2 separate regions of the Homo sapiens genome follow, and region 1 is linked to region 2. Evidence: chromatin contacts called from ENCODE Hi-C or POLR2A ChIA-PET data. All regions are on one chromosome and are shown on one strand. Each heading gives the region's core, a stretch centred on a gene start or an enhancer-like site at or near the end of the contact. The rest is flanking DNA. Distances are from core to core; before and after follow the strand shown.

Region 1 (5,884 bases), core at 1,734-4,233, 490 kb before region 2:
TTTATCTATTTTGTATAGAGGGAATCCAATGTAAAATTTTGTCCCATAAATTTGAAAACTGCTGGTGAAGTACAAAAGGCATGGATGTTGGAATGAAGGCTGGAGCCAAATCCTGGCTCGCCCCCTTACTAGTCACATAGCAAATCCTGGCTCACCCCTCACTAGTCACATATCAAATCCTGTCTCACCCCTCACCAGTCACATATCAAATCCTGCCTCACCCCCTTACTAGTCACATATCAAATCCTGCCTCACCCCCTTACTAGTCACATATCAAATCCTGGCTCACTCGTCACTAGTCACATATCAAATCCTGGCTGGCTCACCCCTTACTAGCCACATATCAAATCCTGGCTGACCCCTCACTAGGTACATATCGAATCCTGGCTCACCCCTCACTAGTCACATATTGAATCCTGGCTCACCCCTCACTAGTCACATGTCAAATCCTGGCTCACCCCTCACTAGTCACATATCAAATCCTGGCTGACCCCTTACTAGTCACGTATCGAATCCTGGCTGACCCCCTGACTAGTCACGTATCAAATCCTGGCTGACCCCTTACTAGTCACATATCAAATCCTGGCTCGCCCCTCAGTAGCCACATATCAAATCCTGGCTCACTCCTCACTACTCACATATCGAATCCTGGCTCACCCCTCACTAGTCACGTATGGAATCCTGGCTCGCCCCTCACTGGTCACGTATCGCATCCTGGCTCGCCCCTCACTGGTCACGTATCGAATCCTGGCTCGCCCCTCACTGGTCACGTATTGAATCCTGGCTCACCCCTCACTTGTCACGTATTGAATCCTGGCTCACCCCCTTACTAGTCACATATCAAATCCTGGCTCGCCCCTCACTAGCCACATATCAAATCCTGACTGGCTAACCCCTCACTAACCACATATCAAATCCTGACTGGCTCCACCCCTCACCAGTCACATATCAAATCCTGGCTCGCCCCTCACCAGTCACATATCAAATCCTGGCTCGCCCCTCACCAGTCACATATCAAATCCTGGCTCGCCCCTCACCAGTCACATATCAAATCCTGGCTCGCCCCTCACCAGTCACATATCAAATCCTGGCTCGCCCCTCACCAGTCACATATCAAATCCTGGCTCGCCCCTCACCAGTCACATATCAAATCCTGGCTCGCCCCTCACCAGTCACATATCAAATCCTGGCTCGCCCCTCACCAGTCACATATCAAATCCTGGCTCGCCCCTCACCAGTCACATATCAAATCCTGGCTCGCCCCTCACCAGTCACATATCAAATCCTGGCTCGCCCCTCACCAGTCACATATCAAATCCTGGCTCGCCCCTCACTAGTCACATATCAAATCCTGTCTCGCCCCTCACTAGTCACATATCAAATCTTGGCTGACCCCTTACTAGTCACATATCGAATCCTGGCTCGCCCCTCACTAGTCACATATCAAATCCTGGCTTGTCCCCTTGCTAGTCACGTATCAAATCCTGGCCGACCCCTTACTAGTCCCATATGAAATCCTGGCTGACCCCTTACTAGTCACATATTGAATCCTGGCTGACCCCTTACTAGTCACACATCGAATCCTGGCTCACCCCTCACTAGGCACATATCCTTGGGCCTGTCACTTACCCTCTTTGAGCCTCCAAGTCCCGTCCACTAAACGGAGCTTAACTTAGCAGGAATTTCATCCGATGAGATAATGTATCCAGGACACAGTAAATACACAGTTACCTTTTCCTTCCCACCCCACCAACATGTACAGATAGCACTGAATTGCCCAGGCCCTCTCATGACCTAAGATACCACATGCAGGCCACACAGCAGCTGGACTGTGCAGCCAGGGCCCAGGGCTACCCCAACTGACCTCCACTCCCCTCAGCACCCTCCTCTGGCCTCCGAGCTAGCCAGCTGCTGATCCAAAGCTCTGGATCCTTTAGGGCTGTGCAAAGATGTGACAGGCATGGGTATGAGGCTGTGGGGGACTCTGTGTGTAAACTGATGTTTCTTTGTATAGCATTTGATATTCGGTGTGGGTATGAGGTTGTGGGGGGCTCTGTGTGTAAACTGATGTTTCTTTATACAGCATTTGATATTGGGTGTAGGTATGAGGCTGTGGGGGACTCTGTGTAAACAGATGTTTTCTTTATATAGCATTTGATATGTATTCCATTTGCCTTCTAAAGCCCTCCAGTGGCTGCTCCAGTTGGTCCACTGCAGTGCTTGATTTTGTGAAGAACCCTGTGGAATGTGGTCTCTGGCAGCTGAGAAGTGCCTTCCTTTTCCATCAGCGCAAGGCAAACACATGAAGGGAGCTGGGGTTTCTTGCCACCATTTCACCTGAGACCCCTGAAAGCTGCAGCCCACACTGCAAATACTTTTCTTGGCCCTGGAAGTAGAGGGAAGTTTGTTGAGAAGCTGTTCTTAATTTCTCACTTGTTGAAAAATTACCCAAAACAGGAGGCAAGACAATTGTGCAAATTCCATTTGATGACTGAGCAGAAGCTCCCAGAACCCTCGGATGAAGTGAGCAGCATTCCCAGGAGGCGGGACGTTGGACGCTATTTTTATTTTAACATCTCATATTGCCCCAGGTTCTCTGAGTCAACACCCTCAAAGGGGACAGACAGAAACAGAAAGGAACTTTTGGGCTGATTATAAGGATTCAGCTGGCCTTGGGAAAAGTCTAAACATCTTTGAAACACAATTGGAAAGTAATCCAAACAGCCTGTGAGCTCAGGCTTCCCAGTTAGAACTGCCTGTCCCAAGTTAATCTTGCTTAGTTTTTTGGGGGGCATCATACCTAAAGAAGAAGAAGAAGAAAAAAGGCAAGAATAAGTAAAAGGAAAAAAAAGAAAAAGAAAGGCAGGCAAGAATTTTTGTCCCTGTCGGGAGAAGAGTCTGGTCTGTGGACACCAGACACCTAAGCAAGTTTCTTGGAAGGGAGGCTTTGGCAACCCTCGCAATTCGCATTCACAGGAGACATGCCCTATTTTCCACAACAGGCAGCCTCGCCACCAGCCCCAGGAGGGAGGAAGCTCTCTTCTCAGTGTCTGCAGGTTTATCCCTAAATGCTACGGAAGCAGCAGCTGCCAGGGGAAGGGGATACTGCTCAGTCTTTTAAAACTCTCGTGTAAGCTTGATATTACAGTCATGACCTAAAAAGGCAAAGACCAGATATGCGGAGCTCGCTGCGGATGTAGCCTGCACACGGCCGCAGGATTTGTCACCACTCATCCATGTTTAAAAAAGCCAGTCCAGGCAAGACAGCCACAGGCTCCCGCCCACAAGTGATCACGAACACACTTCACACTGCCTTATGGCAGAGCAAGTGCATATAGCCCGGTCTTGTGTGACCTTCACAGCCAATATTCATTATAATCCCCTCTCACCAATATTGAAAATGGATGCTCAGGGGATCAGTGACTCGCCTGGTGTCAAAGTGCCAGGTCCAAATCAAGACCTGCAGATCAAGTCTTCTGTGGATGCTTCCAATCCCAGGCTGCTTTCATTTCTGATGGACACGTCCTTCATGTCCCACAGATCCATGGATCGCCGGCATCTTCCCTCCTGTTCACATAGGTGAGAAGGAAGGAGCTGGCAGGCAATGCCCTTCCAGGTGGGCTACAGGGAAGGTTCTTTTCTCATTAGGTTGATCCCTTGGCTTCCCTAGTAAAGTGGGGAGCTGTTGAAAAGAAAGAATGGAAACGAGGTAATGATCCTGGAGCCTAATGGAAGGGCCGCAGCCAGTTTTCCCCTGTTGAAAGGACACAGGACTTCCCGAAGAGTTTTCATGGCAAAAACGTCCAACCAGCTACTAAGGAAACAGGATGGACTCATGCGTGCAGGAGAGAAATCACTAAAGGACACAAGACTTCCCAAAGAGTTTTCATGGCAAAACGTCCATCCAGCTACTAAGGAAACAGGATGGACTCATGCGTGCAGGAGAGAAATCACTTGGCCGTCACTGGAAGAGCAGGCTGTGATGGGAACGGTAAGGACAGAGAAGGGAAGGTTCACAGGATAGAAATTCACAGGGCAAGTAGGGTTCCAAGTCAGAAGCAAAACACTTTACACAACATTACAGACAGGCTCCACTGCAACTGGGCAGGTCAGGACTGGGCTCAGTCGGCCACATTCTGCTCCCACGCGTTGCTTCCTTAGACTGTCAGGGAAGGGAGAAGGGCAGCCACCAGGAGCGGCCAGGGTCACGGACTTGCTACTTCTTTCCTAGAGTCTGTTCTGTTTTCTGTCAGCAGTAAGGAAATACATTCTAGCAAATGACATCCAGTAATGCTTTAATTAACTGCAGTATTTTGTGCTCCAACATGCAGGCAGAAATCACTTCCAGATGGAGAAAATGAAAGCTATTTACACAAAGAAGCAATCCCTTTATTTTAAGGAAATTTATATCTCCCAAAGGTGTAGAACTTCGAGGGTCCAAGAGGCTATTCTGATGAATACTAAAACAGGACTGGGAATTTTTATTTAATATATAAAATGTCATCGTACCCTTCATGTAGGCCAGCATTTCAGGTGTCCATGTTTCTAAGGCTTTTGCTTAAATTGCCCATTGGAGCTCTATTTTATTTTTAGGAATCTGACTTGGAGTAGACGAGAAGTGTGAGACACTTGCTGTCACCCTCAAGCAGGCAGGTTGTTCTGAGTGCTCTTCCTAGCGAAGGAATCCCATTTCCAGCAGGTTATTCCGAGTGCTCTTCCTAGCGAAGGAATCCCATTTCCAGCAGGTTATTCCGAGTGCTCTTCCTAGGGAAGGAATCTCATTTCCAGCAGGTTATTCCGAGTGCTCTTCCTAGGGAAGGAATCCCATTTCCAGCAGGTTATTCCGAGTGCTCTTCCTAGCGAAGGAATCCCATTTCCAGCAGGTTATTCCGAGTGCTCTTCCTAGCGAAGGAATCCCATTTCCAGCAGGTTATTCCGAGTGCTCTTCCTAGCGAAGGAATCTCATTTCCAGCAGGTTATTCCGAGTGCTCTTCCTAGCGAAGGAATCCCATTTCCAGCAGGTTATTCCGAGTGCTCTTCCTAGCGAAGGAATCTCATTTCCAGCAGGTTATTCCGAGTGCTCTTCCTAGCGAAGGAATCCCATTTCCAGCAGGTTATTCCGAGTGCTCTTCCTAGGGAAGGAATCTCATTTCCAGCAGGTTATTCCGAGTGCTCTTCCTAGCGAAGGAATCCCATTTCCAGCAGGTTATTCCGAGTGCTCTTCCTAGCGAAGGAATCCCATTTCCAGCAGGTTATTCCGAGTGCTCTTCCTAGCGAAGGAACCCCATTTCCAGCAGGTTATTCCGAGTGCTCTTCCTAGGGAAGGAACCCCATTTCCAGCAGGTTATTCCGAGTGCTCTTCCTAGGGAAGGAACCCCATTTCCAGCAGGTTATTCCGAGTGCTCTTCCTAGGTAAGGAATCCCATTTCCAGCAGGTTATTCCGAGTGCTCTTCCTAGGTAAGGAATCCCATTTCCAGCAGGTTATTCTGAGTGCTCTTCCTAGCCAAGGAATCCCATTTCCAGCAGGTTATTCTGAGTGCTCTTCCTAGCCAAGGAATCCCATTTCCAGCAGGTTATTCTGAGTGCTCTTCCTAGGGAAGGAACCCCATTTCCAGCAGGTTATTCCGAGTGCTCTTCCTAGAGAAGGAACCCCATTTCCAGCTGTGCACATGCAGCATTTCCCCTGGCATTCTTTCAACAGGGAACCAGGTCTCCTCATCCGATGGCAATTCAGGAAGGGTTGGTGTCATACCCTGCATCGAGCAGCAGCCTCGGACCTGCCCCCACGCTCTGCGTGCCCTGTACTGGTCATGCTGGTCTCAGCTTGTCTGCTCTCAGTCCTGTCTGATCTGCACAGAGGAGCCACCCTAGACATAAGAAATC
Region 2 (5,534 bases), core at 8-2,507:
AAAATTACATTCTATACATTTATAATAAATTACACTAAAAATAGGTAATATGTGCTCAAAACTCATCCCCTCCTAAAAATTTTACTACACTGTACTCCTATCTATGCTGTTGAGGTTATTTCCATAGATTGTATCTGTGTGATAGAAACACCATGTAACCACATGCTGCTGTACGTCTTCCCAATTCTGACTGATGACCTCGCTTGGTAGTTTGAAATCAGCCATGATGGGGATATTAACACCACACAAGTCAGCAAATGCTGTCAGTTAGGATTTTTTTTTTTTTTTTTTTTTTTTTGAGACGGAGTCTTGCTCTTGTCGCCCAGGCTGGAGTGCGATGGTGCGATCTTGGCTCACTGCAACCTCCACCTCCCGGGTTTAAGAGATTCTCCTGTCTCAGCCTCCCGAGTAACTGAGATTACAGGCGCCTGCCGCCACCTGGCTAATTTTTATATTTTTAGTAGAGACGGGGTTTCCTGCTTCAGCCTCCTAAGTAGCTGAGAATACAGGCGTGCACCACCATGCCCAGCTAATTTTTTTATTTTTTATTTTTTTAATTTTTAGTAGAGATGGGGTTTCACCATGTTTGTCAGACTGGTCTCGAACTCCTGACCTCGTGATCCACCGGCCTCGGCCTCCCACAGTGCTGGATGACAGGCGTGAGCCCCCGCGCCCGGTCCGTGCATTTACAGCACAAGTTCACGCTTATCTACAAAGCATCCACCTCTCACCGCACCTTCCGGGACCACGGGATTTAACGCCTCACCGCCCGATGACAGCACGAGGTGGAAAGGGCAGCGACAATGCTCGCGCGTCCCCTCCCGGCGATCCGGAGCACGGCAGCCCCGGAGCGCGCGGCCACTCCTCGCTCCCCTCAGGAGCTCGTAAGAGCCCCGCGCGGGGCCGAGGCGCGAGAGCACGCGCAACGCTTCCTGGGAAATGTAGTTGGGTGTCGGATTAGAACTACAAATCCCGGTACTCACCGCGCTGCAGCCCCGACCGTGAGGGCGCTTTCTGGTGAATCTGAATCTCGTTTGTCTGTGACATGGGGAAAGCTGTCCAAGCCCAATTCCATTTTCACAAGAGGCTTTCTTTTTGGAAACATGATAGCGGTCTCGCTGGTGTGCGCACCAGGAGCGTTGCGGCCGCGGCTTCCTCCTGCGGCGAATCTGCCGTTGCATCACAGTGGCTAGTCTCAGGGCCCGCAACGTGACGCTTGTCGAATCTGCTGCGGGGAGAAGGACGCGAGGGTTGCTTGGGCAGCGACTGTCATGGCGGCGGCCGCCCCCAATGCCGGAGGCTCGGCCCCTGAGACAGCGGGTTCCGCCGAAGCTCCGCTGCAGTACAGCCTGCTCCTGCAGTACCTGGTGGGTGACAAGCGTCAGCCCCGGCTCCTGGAGCCTGGGAGCCTGGGCGGGATCCCAAGTCCAGCCAAGAGTGAGGAGCAGAAGATGATCGAGAAGGCGATGGAAAGCTGCGCTTTCAAGGCTGCGCTGGCCTGCGTGGGAGGTGAGGCCGGGCGATGGGACCCTTGGGAGGCTGAGGGCCTGGACGGCAGTGGGGATCTCTGCCGAGAAGACCACGCGCCTGGGAGGCGAGGGACTGCGGGCCTTGACCTTGACCACACCCTCGCCTCGTTCGTGAATCGGGCGTCACCTCTCCTGCCCCCTCAGGCCGGCTTTCCTGATGAAAATTGGGTTAGAGAATCGGTGCTGTGGTTGGGGCCTGAAAGTTATTACATGACATCCTGGCTAACACGGTGAAACCCCGTCTCTACTAAAAATACAAAAAATTAGCTGGACGTGGTGGTGGGCGCCTGTAGTCCCAGCTATTCGGGAGGTTGAGGCAGGAGAATCGCTTGAACCCAGGAGGCGGAGCTTGCAGTGAGCCGAGATGTGCCACTGCTCTCCAGCCTGGGCGACAGAGCGAGACTCCGTCTCAAAAACAACAACAAAAAGTTATTACGTGGGTGACTTCATTCATCCGTTCATTCCCTTAAATTCATTCTCTTAAATAATTCTTTCAACAAATTGTTCCTAAGCAATATCACGTGCCAGGTGAAAGAGACAAGAGCCTGGTCTTCATGGGGCCTGTATTATACTATGTGGAGAAGAATGTTGAGCAGGAACACTGCAGAGGAAGGATGCAGACATATGGAAATGCACATGCAGACGACTCTAGGGCAGCAGTTGTTTGAGGTTTGAAAAACTGAAAGACCATTGTGACTAGACAGCCCCGAGCAAGGAGAGACGAAGTCTGCACTTGTCCTTCTGTTTTTCCCTTAAGTTGAAGGGGAGGTGCCCATGATTTTATTAAACTCATATTGACCATGAGGTCATGAGAGGGCATCCATCTGGACATGTCCAGCCGGCTCAGGAAGGACAGATGTGGCAGCAGTGTGGGATTTGCCATTAGGTAGCTGTGTGGCCTTGGGAGAAGTTGCTTAACCTCTCTGAGCCTCAGTTTATAGAAAGGAGAGGCTAATAGCATCTGTCTCACTGGATTATTGTGAAGAATGAATGAGGCTGTGGCATACTGGCATGTGCTCAGTAAAGCATTACTGTGAATGTCACAGTGGCCAAGAGAGTGATTTGCAAAGTTGATAGCTGAAGTTGAGGGTGGCTGGTTTACATATGAGAGAATGTAGAGAGAATAGAGGGTTAAAGATGGAATCTTGAGAAATGTTAGGGAATGACAGGAGGAAGAAATCTTAGAGACGGAGAAGATGATGTCAGTAACATAGACCCTGGATTGCAAGTCTCCAGGCAAGTGGAGAGTTTGAGTGGCAAGAGGGGGGTGTCCTCTGCACCGGTGGTCATCCAAAAGCATGGTCCCTTCCAGGATGATCCCAATAGAGTAATGCAGAAAACATGCCAAAGACACCTTCATCTCTGTGTTTGCTTCTAGGATTTGTCTTAGGAGGTGCATTTGGGGTGTTTACCGCTGGCATCGATACCAACGTGGGCTTTGACCCTAAGGATCCTTACCGTACACCGACTGCAAAAGAAGTGCTGAAAGACATGGGGCAGAGAGGAATGTCCTATGCCAAAAATTTCGCCATTGTGGGAGCCATGTTTTCTTGTACTGAGTGTTTGATAGAATCTGTAAGTGTCTCTGCCTTCTAAGAAATCCTTGCTGGGGCCACCATTTCATTACTTTTAAAGAGAAATTGCTCTTTAAAAGTCATTTGAAAGTTGTTACTAGAAAGCAAATCAGAAGCATCAGATACATTCTAGGTTGAACTTCCATAAAATAGTCCCTGTGGCAGACTTTGTGTGTGTTTACAGTATGGGCTTGCATTATTTTTTACTTTTTGTAGGCTAGAAGTTAGCTAATGATTTTAAACGAGACTTATTGGAGAGCCCCTTGAAGAAATTTTGATTACATTCCAAATGCTGGGCTTGGTTTCAGCACTCTGGTGCCACCTGCAGGAAGCATCTATGAACGCATACTATATATATATATATATATATATATATATATATATACACGCTGTATACTTAGGAACTATATTTTCAAGAAAGATTAGGTTTCCTTTGGGTAGGGACTGAATGAGCTAACGAGCAACCCTGTGTATTCCTCCTTAATGGTCTGCCTTGGCTTGTTTCTTTGGCTCTAACGTGTACTTCCCTGCCCACAGTACCGGGGAACATCAGACTGGAAGAACAGTGTCATCAGTGGCTGCATCACGGGAGGAGCTATTGGTTTCAGAGGTTAGTAAACGGCTCTCGAATGCTTTTTCTTTGTGGCCTTGGACAACGTGCTGAGGTTGTCATTTCCAAACACACGAGTGTTCCAGGGACACTTGATCTTCTTCCCTCTGACAAATAAATCATGTTTGTTTCTGTGGTAACTCGGTTTTGGAAACTTGTAGGATCTAGATGAGGGTTTCCCATCGTTGGCACTACTGACATTTCGACCAGACGAATCTTTGTCGGGATTGGGTCTGTTTTGTGCATTCTAAGACGTTGAGCAGTATCCCTGGCCTCTACCCACGAGATGCAAGTAGCACCCCCGTCCGTTGTAACAACTTTTTTTTTTTTAAAGAGACCGAATCTCACTCTGTCGCCCAGGCTGGAGTGCAGTGGCACGATGTCAGCTCACTGCAACCTCCACCTCCTGGGTTCAAGCGATTCCCCTGCCTCAGCTTCCCAGGTAGCTGGGATTACAGGCACCCGCCACCATGCTCAGCTAATTTTTATTTTTTTAGTAGAGATCAATTTCACCTGGTCTCGAACTCCTGACCTCGTGATCTGCCTGCCTCAGCCTCCCAAAGTGCTGGGATTACAGGCATGAGCCACCACGTGTGGCCAACATTTTTCTCAGTAATTCTAGACAATTGTCTTTTAATTTTAGATATAAATTATAATGGTAATATCTTTCTGCCCTTGGGGATTCTGATTTCTACCCATTGAATGCTAAGTACAGATATTCTAGAAATATTAGATTATCAGCTGCAAAAAAAAAAAAAAAAAGAAAACCAATTTGCTGCCTCTTCTCCCCGTTGGCATGTCCATTCAGAGCGTGGTGGAGGGCCTTGGTGACTTGACTTTCCTAGAAGCAGCAGTGTTTTATCACTGGGCCACTTTCCATCTGTCATGCCCTAACTTACCCAGAGCAAAAAGCCAGTTTTCTCATCTTCTGAGAGACAGGATGATTTGCTGTCATGAAACCTGGTTTTGCTCCTCAAGCACCATTTATGATGACGGACTGACTTCTCCGCCGGTCGTCCCATTGTTCAGCTTCACCAGGGCCTCTTTGAGAAGCTCTGCTGTCTCCAGTACTGCTTTGATCACCTTCCCAGGAATGTATTCCATAAACAAATCAGGGTCAAGGCCATATGCTTTCATTTGATTCCGAGGGCTGCTTCTCTCAACCAGTTTCCTGCCTGCGAGGGGCTATTTCCCTAAGACTAGAAATACCCTTTGAAGGAGAAAAGCTAAACAAATGTAGTTAGATAAAGCGCACTGGATTAGATCATATACACTGCTTCATTGATGTCTTCCAGAGCTATGATCGTTTGAATGACTTACAGTGCTTAAGCTCATTTCATGACACTGAGGGTGTGCCAACTTTCCGTGAGTGCCTCGTGACCCAGCAGCTGTCACCACAGGTCATGTTCTTTCTGTTTGTTTGACAGCTGGCTTAAAGGCTGGGGCCATTGGTTGTGGAGGTTTTGCTGCTTTCTCTGCTGCGATTGATTATTACCTCCGGTGAGAGTAATTGCCTGCAGGGAAGGATGATGCCAGCCCCGGATCCGGGCTGCTCTCTGGAGGACAGTTTCTGTACCACACCAGGGCCTTGCTTCAGGGCCTGAAGACATTCATTTTCCCTCATGTCGTTGGTATTCTGAGGGAGCTGCCTGGCTTCTCTGCCTCCAGCCTTTGGGGTAGCCACACTTTGCTGCTCCTGGACTCCAGCCAGCCTTCACAGAGGACGTCCCGTGCCAGATTCTCTCACAGCAGATCGGGAGACAGGATGTTGACATATAGGAATTCAGCTCCACAAAGCTTCAGGCCTGACCACAGCTGGCC

The links. A loop is a pair of places that touch in the nucleus more often than their neighbours do. ChIA-PET counts read pairs that join two places held with the same protein, here RNA polymerase II (POLR2A). Pooled maps may share reads with other maps.
Region 1: a pooled map shows a loop between it and region 2 (5-fold over the local background). The contact joins the enhancer-like site here to the promoter of TIMM22 in region 2. A Hi-C loop is called at or near these places in 1 of 50 pooled maps. POLR2A ChIA-PET finds 5 or more read pairs at or near these places in 3 of 52 experiments (BJ, Caco-2 and MCF 10A).

Annotation. Positions count from the first base shown.
Region 1 is chr17:508,944-514,827 of GRCh38, forward strand. VPS53 (VPS53 subunit of GARP complex) reads right to left here. Exons shown (of 22, transcript NM_001128159.3): 22 at 1-5,884. Among named protein-coding and RNA genes, the nearest start is that of VPS53-AS1, 11 kb to the right of the region's middle. Within about 2 kb of position 2,984, at least 6 of the 41 ENCODE cell types and tissues checked have a DNase peak (open chromatin) inside an H3K27ac peak, as active enhancers do.
Region 2 is chr17:995,872-1,001,405 of GRCh38, forward strand. TIMM22 (translocase of inner mitochondrial membrane 22) reads left to right here and starts at 1,258. Exons shown (of 4, transcript NM_013337.4): 1 at 1,258-1,509; 2 at 2,908-3,104; 3 at 3,641-3,713; 4 at 5,141-5,534. The coding sequence starts at 1,272. The coding sequence ends at 5,217. RefSeq lists an enhancer at 1,280-1,971.